Regions from separate parts of the Mus musculus genome. Here region 2 is linked to region 1. The links are chromatin contacts, found by Hi-C or POLR2A ChIA-PET in ENCODE. All regions are on one chromosome and are shown on one strand. Each heading gives the region's core, a stretch centred on a gene start or an enhancer-like site at or near the end of the contact. The rest is flanking DNA. Distances are from core to core; before and after follow the strand shown.

What was found. A loop is a pair of places that touch in the nucleus more often than their neighbours do. ChIA-PET counts read pairs that join two places held with the same protein, here RNA polymerase II (POLR2A).
Region 2: POLR2A ChIA-PET joins it to region 1 with 23 read pairs in Patski. The contact joins the enhancer-like site here to the promoter of Srsf1 in region 1. A Hi-C loop is called at or near these places in 3 of 37 maps with a recorded cell type or tissue (all heart). POLR2A ChIA-PET finds 5 or more read pairs at or near these places in 4 of 5 experiments (Patski and embryonic stem cell).

What each region holds. Positions count from the first base shown.
Region 1 is chr11:88,043,530-88,051,443 of GRCm38, reverse strand. Srsf1 (serine and arginine-rich splicing factor 1) reads right to left here and starts at 4,071. Exons shown (of 4, transcript NM_173374.4): 1 at 3,412-4,071; 2 at 2,770-2,954; 3 at 2,229-2,401; 4 at 1-2,032. The coding sequence starts at 3,605. The coding sequence ends at 1,838.
Region 2 is chr11:88,158,078-88,165,991 of GRCm38, reverse strand. All of the region lies in intron 1 of Cuedc1 (CUE domain containing 1), which reads right to left. Among named protein-coding and RNA genes, the nearest start is that of Mrps23, 42 kb to the left of the region's middle. Within about 2 kb of position 3,754, at least 3 of the 3 ENCODE cell types and tissues checked have a DNase peak (open chromatin) inside an H3K27ac peak, as active enhancers do; they include heart, where a contact is called at or near this core.

The sequences.
Region 1 (7,914 bases), core at 2,822-5,321:
ATTGGAAACCTACTTATTCTTCAACTCCAATTTTGTTTTCTTTAAATTTAGAAGTGACTTACTGATTTACTATTTTAAACAAACCCCCCCTTTTCCCCTTTAAATGTTTACCATCTACTCGTGCTGAATCCTTCCAAGGAGATTGCTCCAGCGTATATCTCCAGGTCCTCGCTTTGCTCCTTTTACCAAAAAATGCAAAACACAATTCCATCGTGCATCTTAAGGGCTCCAATCGTCAAAAATAGGAAAAAAATTCTTTGGAATAGCCAATTAAGTTGAATGAAAAAAAAATCCACACGAATGCGGTTTGGTTGGGGCAGGAAGGAATCCACTCCTATGTTCCTGGTAATCTGATCCCGCTCCATGAATCCTGGTAATTCATCCTCCCTATCCTATCCACATTATGATTTGAATCCAATGATCCAGCTCCAAGGATTGGGATCCAGTGAGCCCTCTCCAATCCAAACCTTTATAACCAGCAAAACCAAAAAAGAGGAGGCAAAATGTTAGACACTGTAACCAAAAAAAGTTTCTGGGGAATGATGAGTTATGTCTGTCATCAGTTTACAGATGCACATCAATAACTATCAAATTCCCCAAAACAAGTTTCTGTATGGTGTTCAGATAAATTTTAGAAACTTAATAACTATAGAGACTAACTGGAAGAAGCACTTTATATTTACAGTTCAACTGATAATGCCAACACTTGTTACTGTACAGGTATCACAGGTTTTGTGGTTGCAAAGTTATATAATTGAAGTTTACTGGTATTACTACCCACCTAAACCTAAACTATTGCTCCCATCTGCAATTTAGCTTGTAAATTAAAGTGTTTTAAACATGAGTCAATTATGAATATTAAAAGGGAAGGTGAGACTTAAAGTACTCCCAACTAGATTATCTACACTAATACGTTGGAATTCTATTATTTTGCTGTCATTTTGTCTTTAAAAAATGAAATAACAATGCTCTATCAGTCACACAGAGGACATGCAGATTTAGCAGTATTGATATTATACTCTGTTTGGAAATTGACACCCTGTACCCACATGTACACCAACAGCAGGCCACACATTAACAGTTGTAACTAAGCACTGTGACAAATTAGCCATTCTTCCCACATTAGTCCCTATTAAAACAAAAAGGGGGGAAGGGAGCAAATAATTGTTACAAAATGGGCAATTCTACCACAATTGCCAAGGTTTTAAAAAGCAAAGCAATTGTAGCTGAAGATAACTGCATTAAGTGTTTGCAAATCTTTTAAGGTAGATAAATTTTTAACCCTCGCCTTCTAGTATAAGGTCAATACTGCCAATTTCATCTGTGACAATAGCACTTGGAGTCATACCATTGCCTCCATTATTGATCTGATCCTCCTCAATCCTCCTTTTGACAATCCTAAAATGATTGAAATGTGCTCCACAATCCTTAATCCAAAGCATTCTTAATCCATCTCTTCAGATATGTCTACAGAAAGACACATGAAAAGCAAGATAAACATAAGAACTTCCCCCAAGTAAGATAACCACAAACACCCCCAACATCCCATTTCACACAAACCAGAGCAGAATAGACATTTACATAATATCACAGTCTGAAGAGCATGGAAATTAACTAAATTTAAACAATCCTGTCTATGACATCACTTAAAATACAAGTTACCAAAGACATGAGGGGAATGTAGATGTTAGGAGCAAGGGGATATTACACAAGAATGCAATTCAACACTTTAGCCCATTCTGAACAAAACAGCTTGAATTAAAAAAATGAAAAGATTGTACTGAGTAAAGGAAAACTGTATACAACATGGGTTCTACAAAAAGTGTCACCAATCATCTTATGTACGAGAGCGAGATCTGCTATGACGGGGAGAATAGCGTGGTGATCCTCTGCTTCTCCTTGGGGAGTAACTGCGACTCCTGCTGTTGCTTCTGCTACGGCTTCTGCTACGACTACGGCTTCGAGATCGAGATCTTCCATAACTTGGACTTCTGGGCCCATCAACTTTAACCCGGATGTAGGCAGTTTCTCCCTATTGGATAGACAGAACTTTCCATTGAAAGATCTAAGCTTTCACCTGTCTTCAGACAAGCTGAACGAATACAAAGACAGATCAGGGCTCTGGTAATTTACGTGAACACCCTTGCCTGTATCCTTACCTTCAAATTCCACTGTTAAGAAAACTGTATCCAATTCTGGCCAAAAAAAAGAATAAGTGTATAACCTACCTCGTGAGATCTAAACTTAGTGTTATCCAGTTTTCGAACTGCATACGTCATATCTTCTTTCCGTACAAACTCCACGACACCAGTGCCATCTCGGTAAACATCAGCGTAACATACATCACCTGCCTCACGCATGTGATCCTTTAAGTCCTGCCAGCTTCCACTCGGAGGCAGTCCTGAAAAAGCGATTCCCCCTAATTTAATACTACTCATCCTGTCCCACGGCAAACGTGTAAAGTACATTCGAACAAGGATTATTTTAAAATACTTAATGATTGTACTTAAGTGTTTCCAGGTAAAGAGCTGGTAAGAGTCAGATCCAGAGTCCAAATTTATTTGTAAAGGATCTTCATAGGCTAGTACTGCAACCTAATTTGGGTAAATCACCACCACAGTAATCTTTATTTACTAAATTCATCCCAAAGACCGAAGTAGTCCAAGACCCCGTGTGTAAAACAAAACAAAAACAACAATAACAAAAACCTTGCAGTACTCAAAGCAGTCATGCGGGAAAAAGATTTTAACCCGCACGAAGTCAACTCACCAGAGACAACCACTCTGTTCTCGGACCGCCTGGACGGCGGGCCATAGCGGCCTCTCGGGGCGCCGCCGCCTCCACCCCCGCCGCCGCCTCGGCCGGTCCCGCGGCCGCTTCGGGGAAACTCTACCCGCAGCCGGTAGCCGTCGTAGTCGTAGCCGTCGCGACCGTACACCGCATCTTCCGCGTCTCTGCGTGTGATCACAGAAAGCGAAAGGGGGGGGTGATGAGGGGAGGGAGCCGCCGGACCCAGCTCGTTCGCCCGCTCCGGGGGTGAAAAGCCGCGGCCACAGCGCACATGCGCACCCACGGGGCCACACGGAGCCCCACATGCGCCGCATAATAGGGCCGGCCCTTCCCCCACCCAGCACCACGCCGGGCAGAGGCTCCCGACCACCTCGCCGGCCCTCAGCGCCTCGGTTTCCCGCTCCGGGGGCTGCGCATGGGCTCGGGGGGTAGGGGGGACGTCCGAGGCGGCCGGCCACCGGAGACAACGCGCCGCCTCTCGGCTCTCCTGACTCGACTCCTGCAGGGGCGATAGCGCCTCGGAGCCCCTCCTCTCCCCCCATTATGTTCCAAGGCCTCCGAGCCTTCCCCAACTCCTCCACGCTATCTCCTCAAGGCCGCGCACGCCCCACGCTGCCTCACCGCGGGTCCTCGAACTCAACGAAGGCGAAGGGCGGTCCCCCGCGGCGGTTCTTCAGGTCGATGTCGCGGATGGCGCCGTATTTGTAAAACACGTCCTCGATGTCCTTGGTTCGGATATCCGGAGGTAGGTTACCCACGTAGATGCGGCAGTCGTTGTTCCCCGCCGGGCCACGGATCACACCACCTCCCGACATGGCGGCGGCGGCGACGACGAAAAGCGCGGACTCGGGGGGGGGGAAGGAAAAAAAAAAAAAGAGGCCTTCCTACCAAGCCTAGCGTACGGCAGAGCGAGCCCTCAGCGGCACCACGTCTCCCGCGGCCGCTCCAAAATGGCGCCTTTATCAGCTCGGCGCACTGATACCGGGGGGGAGGGGGAGGAAGAGAAGCCGGAGGAAGCGGCTCGTCCCTCCCAGTGCGCAGGCGCACGCCTCTAACGGGTGCTGAGAAGCACGCTCGCGCACGCGCGACGTCACCCTCCGCACGGAGGGGAAAAAGTCCCTCGCGTCCTGGCGGGTTGACTGGCTGCTGGAACGTCCAGGCGTTTAGTAAAAATCACATGCTCTGGTTAAAGCGGTTATTATTAATCCCCACTGAGTCCAGAATCGTCGGCCACCTCGGGGGTAGACCCTCTCTGAAAGCAGCTCGGCGCTCTAAAAAGATTGGGTGAAACCTATCTTGCAAGCGTGTCCCACCATGCTCCGCGGTGGTAACGGCCTTTGGCGGGAAAGGCGCCGCGGGGCGGAGATAGATGACGCTGAGCTGTTGCTCCGGAAACCTGGGCATCTTCTGCACTTCGGTGCCGCCGGCGGGAGTTGCAGGTGATTTCATTTAAAAGCCGAAGCGGAGCAGTGTGGCTTCTGCCTCTGGGAACCTGCGGTGGGCTGCATCTTAGTTAAAGTGTCTAGACGGATCCTCCATATCTATCTAAATGAAAACTGTGCCTTGAGTTTTCCTCTTCCTCCTTTCTAAGGATGAAAAAGGAAGAGTGATAAAACAGTTTAACTGCAGAGCCGAGATCCCGGTTCTGTGCTGGTCTAGGGAGATTATTTATTTATTTGTTTATTTTGCCAAGATTATCTGCAAAAGGATTCTTGCATTGGATACCACAATTTTGCTTCTTTGTTTTGTAATAACGGGAATAGAAGAGCCTTACGTGTGAAATCATACGGCCTTGTAGTGTTGTTAATGAACTCGAATTATAATAAAAGCAAACCAATCTGGACTTAAGCTTGTGTGCCTGAAATCCTATCACTCCGGAAGCTGAGGCAAGGAGGGTCCAGCCTACCCTGTTATACACAGTTCTAGTAAAGGTTATCCCGGAGCCAGGCAGTGGTGGCGCATGCCTTTAATCCCAGCGCTCGGGAGGCAGAGGCAGGCGGATTTCAGAGTTCGAGGCCAGCCTGGTCTACTGAGTGAGTTCCAGGACAGCCAGGGCTATACAGAGAAGCCCTGTCTCGAAAAACCAAAGGGGAGGCGGGGGGAAAGGTTAGCCCGGGACATTCAGGGAAACCCTTTCTATTAAAAATATTGAAAAACAAAACGTTTTCTTGGTGTTGTTTTTGTTTTGGGGTTGTTTTGTTTGAGACACGATTTCTCTGTGTACCCCTGGCTGTCCTGGAGTTCCTGCCTTCTGAGTGCTGGGATCAAAGTCACTACCTCCCAGCTAAAACCAGAGCCTTTCATGATTGGATAGAGACAGCCAGGCGTAGTGGTAAATGCCTCTTGAAGTTTTTGGGAAGCGGAATTTCAGGGTTCAAGGCCAGCCAGAGCTGTGTCGACCCTATCACTAATAAATATGCTAAGTCGGATCCCCACAGGTTCTAAGGGTGATTCTTTATACTGTAATTTTTAGTTTTTAATTTTTATGTTATGCATATTGTGTCTTGGGGTGGTGGGTCATGCCATGGCCCATGTGTGAAAGTCAGAAAATAAGGTGCAGTTCACCACTCATGCCATGTGAGCCCCCGAGATGAAACGTCAGGCTTGGGAGGAGCACCTTAACCAGATGAGTCACTGAGTCATTGCTGCCCCTGGATGTTATCATTTATTTACAACAGTCCAAGGATGTGGGGCTGCTTAAAATGAAACCATTAAATATTAAGACTGGCTGGAGAAATCAAGGACAGTGAGAGTGGGGGAGAGGCAGAAGTGATGTATAAGGTTTCTAGGCAAAATGCCTGAAGAACTTGTTGAATTTTGGGAGATCTACTGCAAATTTGACTACTCTCACCAGAAGTCACAGTAAAGAAGAGGAGAGCATAATATATCCAATTTTTAAGCGATTTTAAAATCTAAATAGTTCAGGGGAAAAAAAACAGTTTTTTGTTGTTGTTAGTCATAAAAGCATGGGAGCCCACATCAGTAATCTCAGCCCTCAGGAGATTAAGATACCAAGGAAAATAGTGAGCTCACTGGGAGTCTACCCTGCTTCAAAAACAAAGCCAGCCGAGGTGGCATACACCTTTAATCCCAGCACTCAGGAGGCAGAGGCAGGGGGATTTCTGAGTTCAAGGCCAGCCTGGTCTACAGAGTAAGTTCCAGGACAGCCAGGGCTACACAGAGAAACCCTGTCTCGAAAAACAAAACTAAAAAACAAACAAAAAAAATATAATAAAATAAAGTAAAATTTTATATTTTTTTAACATTTATGCTAATATTGACCTCTTTGGTGATAACTTTGTTATTTTTACTACTAAAAAAAAAGACAAAGTTCTAAATATTCAACTGACCAGGCAGTGGTGGCCCACGCCAGCACTCGCTGGGCAGAGGCAGGTGGATTTCTGAGTTCAAGGCCAACCTGATCTACAGAGTGAATTCCAGGACAGCCAGGGTTACACAGAGAAACCCTGTCTTGAAAAACAAGCAAACAAAAAAACAAACAAACAAAAAAAACCTAAATATTCTGGGAAAAATTGACTTGGTTTTTGTTTTAATTACACATATTTTCAGAAAATGAAAGAAATAGTACATATCTTTGTTTTTTCATCTTTAATTGCTCACTGGTTATGAACATAATACTGGTTAATTTTGTGTTATTATAATAAAGTATCTGAGGTTGGGTAACACTTCAGAAAGATTTATCCAGTTCAATGACCCATTTATTTCTATGGCTTCTCTAGTAGGCCTTGCTAAGCAGTACATATCTTTTTATTTAGTTTATGTGTGTCTCATTTCGCCTAGTTAAATTATGTTACCAATAATGAATACTGATTATTTACTGACTGTTCCTTGAAAAATGTAGAACAGTGAGCAGACTGTTGTTTCCATGGAAACTTGATGTTGCTGTCGATAGATAGACAATGTTCGTAAGGATTGATTTCATTCCATGGATAACAAAAGCCACTTTTGAAGCCCAACTAAGACATCTAAAAATACTGCCATGGTATAATTTTATTCCAGGACTGGCTTCCTTAATTCTTTGAGTCTTTCTGCTTTCTTTTTGGCTGAATTAGCCCATCTTTGTTGTCCCATTATTAACAATATGACTTTGCCAAAAAAAAAAAAAGTTCCTAAAATGATCTGTAACAAAAAGATTATCTTCAGTATGACTTGTTCCTATATTAATTACTATTCTAGCTCTTGTCTTCCTTCCTCTTTGTCTTCTAAGGTCAAATTCAGTTCAAGTTGAACACTTCCTAGGTGAACTAATTAGGTTTTTTGTTTGGTTTTGGTTTTTCTAGGCAGTTTCTCTTTGTAGCTCTAGCTGTCTTTAAATTCACACTGTAAATTAGGCTGGCCTCAAACTCAGAGATCCACTTGCCTCTGATTCTGGGATACCAGCACTGGTAATTATTGAATTTTTTTTTTTAATGCTGATGAGTCTTTTTTGGGGGGCCTGAAGATGTTACCCCAGGTGGTCTGAAGTGCTTCATCATACCTGGCTGCAATTTCTTCTTATAATGGGGTGAAAATAAGTGTGAGGTTTTTTTTATTGTTGTTTTTGGGTTTTTTTTTTTTTGTTTTGTTTTGTTTTTGTTTTTTGTTTTTTGGTTTTTTTTTGGTTTTTCCAGACAGGGTTTCTCTGTGTAGCCCTGGCTGTCCTGGAACTCACTCTGTAGACCAGGCTGGCCTTGAACTCAGAAATCTGCTTGCCTCTACCTCCCAAGTGCTGGGATCAAAGGCGTGTGCCACCACCACCTGGCAGAGTTAGATATTTTCACTGCTACTTGTTCATAATCCTGCCAAATACAAAATTAATGTTGATAGCAATATTTATTTGAGGTTTTGAAAGTGTGACCTTCTCCCTCTTTTATTGTGTTTTTTAAAGATTTGTTTATTAATTATATGTACGTACACTGTAGCTGTCTTCAGACACCCCAGAAGAGGGCATCATATCTCACTATGGATGGTTGTGGGCCATCATGTGGTTGCTGGGATTTGAACTCAGGATCTTCAGAAGAGCAGTAAATGCTCTTTTAGATTTATTTTTTTATTTTATGTATATGAGTACACTGTAGCTGTCTTCAGACACACCAGAAGAGGGCATCAGATCCCATTATAGAT
Region 2 (7,914 bases), core at 2,505-5,004, 110 kb before region 1:
CTCCCGGCACAAGCCAGGCCCTGAGGCCTCTGCAGCAGGACACACCCTGGTTCCTGTGACTACCCAAACCTGCCCCTGCAACTGTGTCCCCACATGAGCACAGTTGGAGAGGCAGAAAGGAGCTCAAGGACATGGCATGGGCAATGGAAAAGCCTAGCTCTTTCCACCAAGGCAGCTCTGTGGGTTTGGAGAAAGTAGTTCAGAAACAGGAAGCCGGGGAAACGGGATCTGGTGAACAGGCACGCCTCAGAGACACCCAGACTGCTGTAACTAGCACCAGGTAGGGGCTCGCATTGTCCTTTCTATTCCTTGCTAAACTTAAAGCCAGCCTGAGGCCAGGGCTGAGGAACGTTAGAAAAAAAAAATCACCAAGTCACACTGCCTTTTGTAACAAACCCTGCTACAAAAACAAAACAAAACAAAACAAAAACGGTTTAAAAAGCATGAAAGAAAGGAGGCGCGCAGATGACCTGGGCTTATGAACTTACACGGGACACTTTCCCCTGTCACCACCGAAGCGCCCCTCATCTTTATTATAATTCTCCAGCCCGTCTCCACTTTGTAATGAGTGGTAGGAATCGTTCAGTGAAGTCGAGTGACTTGTCCAAAACTGCACAGTTAGTGGGTACGTAGAAAAACCGGAATTGGTATCCCTACCTCCCGAGAGAGCTAACATGCCAAGTAAGGCTTGCAGGGCTGAGAGCCAAGGAGCCCGAGAAATGCAGCCACGTGTGCCTGGGTTTAGGACATTCCATCAAAGGAAACATGACCCAGACAGAACGGGGGGGGGGGGGGGGGGAAGGTCTGCTGGCACTGCCCCAGACCTGGCTACATGACCTTGGAGAGAGCAGGTCGTCTCTTTGAACCCACGGCTCCTGTGGGCAAGAAACAGGAAGGTAATCCCTGATGAGCTGGGCTGGAGGAAGTGAATCAAACCTGCTGGGCCCGTTAGACCTCTCCCTGAGCGAGTGGGTGTGGGTGACCTCGGGACCTGGAAGCAGAAACTTCATACCTGTCCTCCCCCGGGGGCCATGAGAGCCAGGCCCAGAGCCGCCCGCTTCCAGCTTCCAACTTCCAACTGGAAAGTGAGAAGCGGCAAGGCCTGAGTCACTTGGAGCCTGGCCCAGGGAGGTGGGCAGGCTGCCCCAGTGTGGCTCAGCCAGCCTTGTCCAAGGTCAAAACAGCCAGCCTCCTGCCTTAGGAAGGCCTGTTCGTGAAGCTGATGGCCAGGTCTGCACCAGGGATAAGATAGCCTGAGGATCAGAGGGCTGGGCCCGCATGTGAGCCTAGGAGGGCTCACATGGATTGGGAAAGTGATTTCAGGGCTCAGCACCTCGTCTTCCTCTCTGGCAGAAGCAGTGTGTGTGAGAGAGAAATGCTGCGATGGAACTTATCTGGGTTCCTAGGATGGAGGAAGTCCCTGCTGGGACAGGCTGTGGTGGGCTGTTCTGAGGCCTTGGTACCTCATGCTATACCCGCTGAGGAAATCCTGTGGTTTTAATATCTTCTGCCAGCTGCATGCTAGCTCCTGGTCTTGCCTTTCCTCCAGACACTCCCTCTACACCACAACTATGCAACCTACTATGCTCTCTGCCCAGATGCCCACCAGTAGCTCTGACAGAATAGGTTGATCCAACCCTGCCTGTGTCTCCTGTCTATGCACCACCTCTGCCCGCTGAGGTCAAAGCCTGGAGACCATCTTTAAGAACGTATCCCTGGGCTGGAGAGATGGCTCAGTGGGTAAGAGCACCCGACTGCTCTTCCAAAGGTCCTGAGTTCAAATCCCAGCAACCACATGGTGGCTCACAACCATCCGTAACGAGATCTGACTCCCTCTTCTGGAGTGTCTGAGGACAGCTACAGTGTACTTACATATAATAAATAAATAAATCTTTTAAAAAAAAAAAAAAAAAGAACGTATCCCTTAGCCAGGCATGGTGGTGCACGCCTTTAATCCCAGCACTTGGGAGGCAGAGGCAGGAGGATTTCTGAGTTCGAGGCCAGCCTGGTCTACAGAGTGAGTTCCAGGACAGCCAGGGCTACACAGAGAAACCCTGTCTCAAAAAAACAAAACAAAACAAAACAAAAAGAACATATCCCTTACACCCTCCATTCAACCCACAACAATCCCCATCTTCCTTGCCTTTTAGACTGTCCCTCAGGATCTGGTGGCTTCTTGTCCTCTGCCACCTCCCTGTTTCCTTGTGGACTGCATGTTGTGGCCACATGTCTTTCCTTACCTCCAAAGTCCCTGGCTGTTAGTCCTTAGACCACATCCCAGAACTTCACCATGGTCTATAAGATCCTTTGTGTTCCTGCCTTCAAATGTGTCTGTATGGAGCCTAAGGACGCAGCTCAGTCAGTAGGGTGCCTGTGTGTCACGCAGGAGGCTCTGGGTTGAGTCCAGCACACTGCATAAGCCAGGTGTGGTGATGCACACGTGTGATCCCAACAATCAGGAAACGGAGGCAGGAGGAACACTTGCTTCAAGGCCATCCGCAGTTACATAGCAAATTCAAAGCCCGAGTGGGACACAAGCAAAAGAAGTACAGGTGTATGCCCACAGGTACACCCACAGAGACATGCAGACACACGTAGACACGTACTGACGTGGCTGCCGTTCATCCAGCCACCCTGAGCACTCTGTGCAGATCACTTGACCAACAAACCTACACTCTCCTTTGGGACCTTAAGCTCTCTCAGCACCTTGTCTCTCCTCCTTCTGGTCCCTGCCACATTGTCAGGGAGACTGCTCTATCAGCTCAGTCTGTCTTCCGGCATTCCTTGACCTTTGCCCTGCTTTGTCATCCTCTGTCACAAACATCATATACAGTGCACTTGCCAGTGACCATCTTCTACACTAGATCAGCATTTTTTAGGGCAGATTTGCCACATCCAGTGTGGAGCTCCCAGTGTCCACAAAGCACCCAGTACAGTCAGCCTGTGCTAACTAAGTGGACGAGCAGAGAAGCAACCGGTGGGGTAACACAGTAACCAACTATGGGTGTCCAAAGCCCAGCAGCCGTTTGGATCCCACAAGCTCTCTCTGACTGTCATCAGGGCCTTCTCTCCCTGCACACAATTCTGACGGCTACACAATCAGCCCCAGGGGTCAGGAGACAGTGCCTCTCCCACTGCCAATTTGACTGTATTTTTCCCCAAGCTAGAACAGGGTCAACCTAGAACTTGAGACCCCAGAAGGAGGTATGAAGCTGTGGGCCAGCACTTACTCTCTCCCTCTCCCTCTCCCTCTCCCCCTCTCTCCCTCTCTCTCCCTCTCCCTCTCCCTCTCCCTCTCCCTCTCCCTCTCCCTCTCCCTCTCCCTCTCCCTCTCCCTCTCCCTCTCCCTCTCTCCCTCTCTCCCTCCCTCTCCCTCTCCCTCTCCCTCTCCCTCTCCCTCTCCCTCTCCCTCTCCCTCTCCCTCTCTCCCTCTCTCCCTCCCTCTCCCTCTCCCTCTCCCTCTCCCTCTCCCTCTCTCCCTCTCTCCCTCCCTCTCCCTCTCCCTCTCCCTCTCCCTCTCCCTCTCCCTCTCCCTCTCCCTCTCCCTCTCCCTCTCTCATCTCCACCTACCCCAGACTTCCTCTCTGTCAGTGGATGAGGAGCGTTTGGAACATCTGGTCCACCTGCAATAGTCTTAAGGGACTCATTTCTTGCCTAAGAACCATGCATAGCCCAGTGACACCAACAGACCAGGCCACTAGGTGGTGTCCCAGGGCCCAGGCCACAGCGGCTCCTGGGAAAGGGCTAACCGCAGCTGCCCTCCCAGAACCTTGTTGTGCCCCATCCCCCACCCTTGGGACTGACGGGAGGACAGAAGAGCCACTGGATAGCACAGGCATCTCAGAAAGGGGTGGGGGTGGGGGTTGGGGTTGCAGTCAAGACACCACTTTCTGTGCTCTCTCCTCAGGAGATGGAATTAATCCACCCAAGGCATTTTATCCTCCAGTGCCTACCCGGACTGGGAATCCTGGGCAGCCAGTGCTGCGGCAGAGCCTCGAGACAAGCTATCAGACCTGAAGGGTGACATCTGTACCCTACCCATCTGGGAAGAGAAGGGGGGCCCAGGCTGACTGCTTCAGCAAGACTCCATGATACCAGGGCCAGAGGGGTCAGAATGAGGTCATGTGGCTAAGTCCCAGGGAAACCTTAAGTGGGTGACGCGGTGTGAACAGAGAAGCTGCTGGGCTCGGCAGCCGCCTCCTCATACAATTGTCACCTCGGACACCGTGGGGGTGGGTGCAGGGCAGTCTGCCGAGTTCTAAGGCATCAGAACTGAAGAGGCTCGAAAAGGGAGGAGGGAGAGGTGGATGAGCAAGAGGTAGAAGCTACGGTCTGTGTGTGTGTGTGTGTGTGTGTGTGTGTGTGTGTGTGTGTGTGTGTGTGTGTGTGTGTGTGTGTGTGTGTGTGTGTGTGTGTGTGTGTGTGCGCGCGCGCGCGCGCGCGCGCGCCCGCGCCCGAGCCGGCATGTGTGTGGCCAAGCACCCTGGGGAGGAGGGGCAGCGCTGACAGAGCCGCCTTGTCCTCCGGCCCCTGCACAGGCTTGTTTTCTTCACAAGCTATTAATGTCGCTGTAGCTTCAAAAGCCGGGTGACCTTTAAATGCCGAGCCTCCTGCTCCCGCCCAGGGCTCGGAAACGGCTTAATGGATACTCAGCCCCAACGGTCACAGCTGCTCGGACGACAACAAAGCCTGCCTCATTCCCAGAGCCCCCAGAACTGCAGGGCAGCTACACCTGTGCCCATTCTCTAACCCTGGCGCAGCAACCAGAGCAAGAGGCCAGGTTGGACATGGCGGGAGGAGGGAAACCCGAGGGAAAAACACTGTTGCCACGCCCTGTTGTGTGACCTGGGTTGGTCCCTTACCTCTGTTAGTCATCTCTTTTTCACGAGGATTTTTTTTTTGAAAGTGCTGGAGGGGATAAGGAGAAAGGGGCGGGGGAGTGGGGAGTAAAGGGGGCGGGGTGTGTCCTGTAGAGATGGCTAGGCAGTTAAGTGAGTTTGCTGCTCTTGTAGAGGACCAGAGTTCAGTCCCCAGCATCCATTAGCTGGCTCACAACCACTTGAAACTCCAGTTCAAGGGATCCAAAATCTTCGTCTGGTCTCTGTGAGCACCTGCATAAACATGGTATACACAGAGGTGCACACACATACACATAAAGAAAAATAAATTTAAAGAAGAAAAAAAAAAAGACGCCCAAACTCTCTGCTAGGAGGAGACATGGTTTCCAGTCTGGAGAGCTAGCAGGGTGAGAGGTTAGGCCATACCCAGGACTAGCGCATGGCACAACGCCTCTGTAACCCCTCCTTCTATCTAAGTGGATCTGCGCTGCTTCGTGAGGAGAACCTTGCCTGACTCTTCCTTCTCCTGCATCAACACAAGTGACCGAGTCTGTAGCCACATGTGTCTGAGGGTGAGGCACCAGGGCAAAGGACTCCAAAGGAAGTTAAGATCCCTCCCCCACGGGCAGATCTGGCCCTAGATCCTCAGCCAGCCCTTGGGCACCATCCTTCATCCCTGCCCTGACACTTAGCAGCCATAAAAGGAGCCCTGAGGAGTCCAGTCCCTCTTCCAACTTTGATGAAGCTCTGCAGACATTCATAACACAACCAGCTCCTGTGTTAAGCTCATGGGTGGTGGCTCATACCTGTAAGCACAGGATGAATGCTAAATGGGCTGATACTGGGAGAACCCAGGATCAAAACAGAAAACTAAAGTATGTGTGTGGGGTGGGTGCGTGCCTTTATTCCTTGCACAAAGGTACAAAGGCAGGAGGATCTTTGTGAGTTCAAGGCCACCCTGGTCTATATAGTAAAATCCTGTCTCATAAATAAATAAATAAGGCCAGTGAGGTAGCTCAGTGGGTATAGGCACCTGCCACCACCTCTAACATCCTGAGTCCCACCTCCAGGATCCACATGGTAGAAGTGAACTCATTTCTGCAGGTTGTCCTCTGACCTTCATATGTGTGCTTGAGTGAGCTTAAGCACACATACATACAGTACAAATAAATTCAATGTAATAACAGATACTATTATTTTTAAGGCCAGGTGTCATAGTTCACACCCTGCAATCCCAGCACCTGAGGTTGAATCAGGCAGACCTCTGTGAGTTCAAGGCCAGCCTGACCTACATAGTGAGTTGCAGGCCAGCCAGGGCTACATAGTGAGACCCCTGTCTCCAACAAATGATAACGGCATCGTAGCCACGATGACTGATGCCCACCGCCTGAGCCTCTCTCCTCACCAGGCACCGTGGCAAAGGGCCTCACGTGTATCAATGTTCTTTATGCTTTCTGCAGTCCTATGCAGTAAATGCTCCCCCACCCTCTCCAACGGTATAGACGGAAAAGTGAGCTACAGAGAGTGAAACACTTGCTCAAGGTCACATGGCTAAGTGGCCAAGCTGAAATCTGAACCCAAGCTGTCTGATTCCAGATTCAACACAGCATCCGTCAGGCTGGAGAGCCACTCTGTTCCCTGGCACAGACCACAGAACGGACAGAGAAGGAGCACACGGCAAAGATCGCCAGACTGGGGGCAGCACTGAATCCCAGGGCACAAACTAACCCTAAGGGAGCTGAGGAGGGCCGGAGAGGGGTCTTCCAGTTATGAAATAGTGTTCAAGTCCAGGGAGCAAGGTAAGAAAGGGCTGGCGGTAAAGTTATATCTAGAAGAACAGAAAGCTCACAAAACCCAGTTTTCTTACCAAGCTCCTATTCCCCTTCCCACCAAAGCTGTCAAGTTGCCTGAGTAACAGACTGTTTACCAAAACCTGGGCGGGTTAGGGAATATTTCCACAACAGCTTCTCTCTCTATCAACAAACGCAGCCAACTCAGCCAACAGTTCAACTTTGGGCTGAGGAGATGAGACCTCATTGGGCGGAGAGGGGCTGCTTCCCACTCCACCCCAGGGACTGGCAAGAACATGTACGTGCCTGGGACCAAGTGAAGCTGTCCAGACCCAGACCTGGAGAAAAGGTCACCAGCAGCTCAGGTGCAGGGCCAGGAATCTGGTCCCGCTCCAGGAGTGAGCTCATGTTGGCCTGGGCCCAAGAGTTTGAATAGAGGGGCCTGCAAGGTCTACAGATGAGCTCTGGAGTCTGGATAGCAGCAGGGGCTCTCTTGACAGTCAGCTCTCTACAGCTGAGCATGTGAGCATGCCTGGAAAATCTAGACCAAGTAACAGCAGGTGGGGGATGCTCGCCTCAGAACGGCAGAAGAGAGCCTAAGGATGGAAAGGTCCCGACCCATATCTCTACTTGACACACGGATGCGCCCTGTGCTCCCACACACTGATTCAGGAATCCCACTTCTATGGAGTCTTCCTATACTGACCCAAGCCTAACACGGACAGAAAGCTGAGCCTTGTGGTCATGGGACAGCAGAAAATCAGAACTATTAGAAATTTCCTCCAGTAGGAGGTCGGTGAAATGATGGTCGTCTGCATGTACACCTGCATGCCCGAAAAGGATGTCAGATCCCGTTATAGATAGTTGTGAGCCACCACGTGGTTACTGAGATTTGAACTCGGGACCTCTGGAAGAGCAGCCAGTGCTCTTAACCAACTGAGCTATCTCTCCAGCCCCTCGTGTCTCTTTTTGCTTGAGACTTAGAGGAGCAATGAGACCGCCTGTGAGTTTAGTTGTGACACTGTAGTGTGCCGTGGAAGGGGTTGAGGATGGTGAATGTCTGCACATGTGTATGGAGAGGGTCAGAGGGCTCTTAAGACTTTTGTGTCCTTTCAAAATGTTTGTCCATGTTCATTTATTTATTTGAAAATATGTAAAGAGCCCTAAGAACATCAAAAGACTAGCAGAACCAGTGATTTTCTCCGTTCATTTTGAGTATGTATGTTATCCACAATGGCCATCAATTATTTATTTTGTTGCTGGAATTGAACCCAGGACCTCGGGCC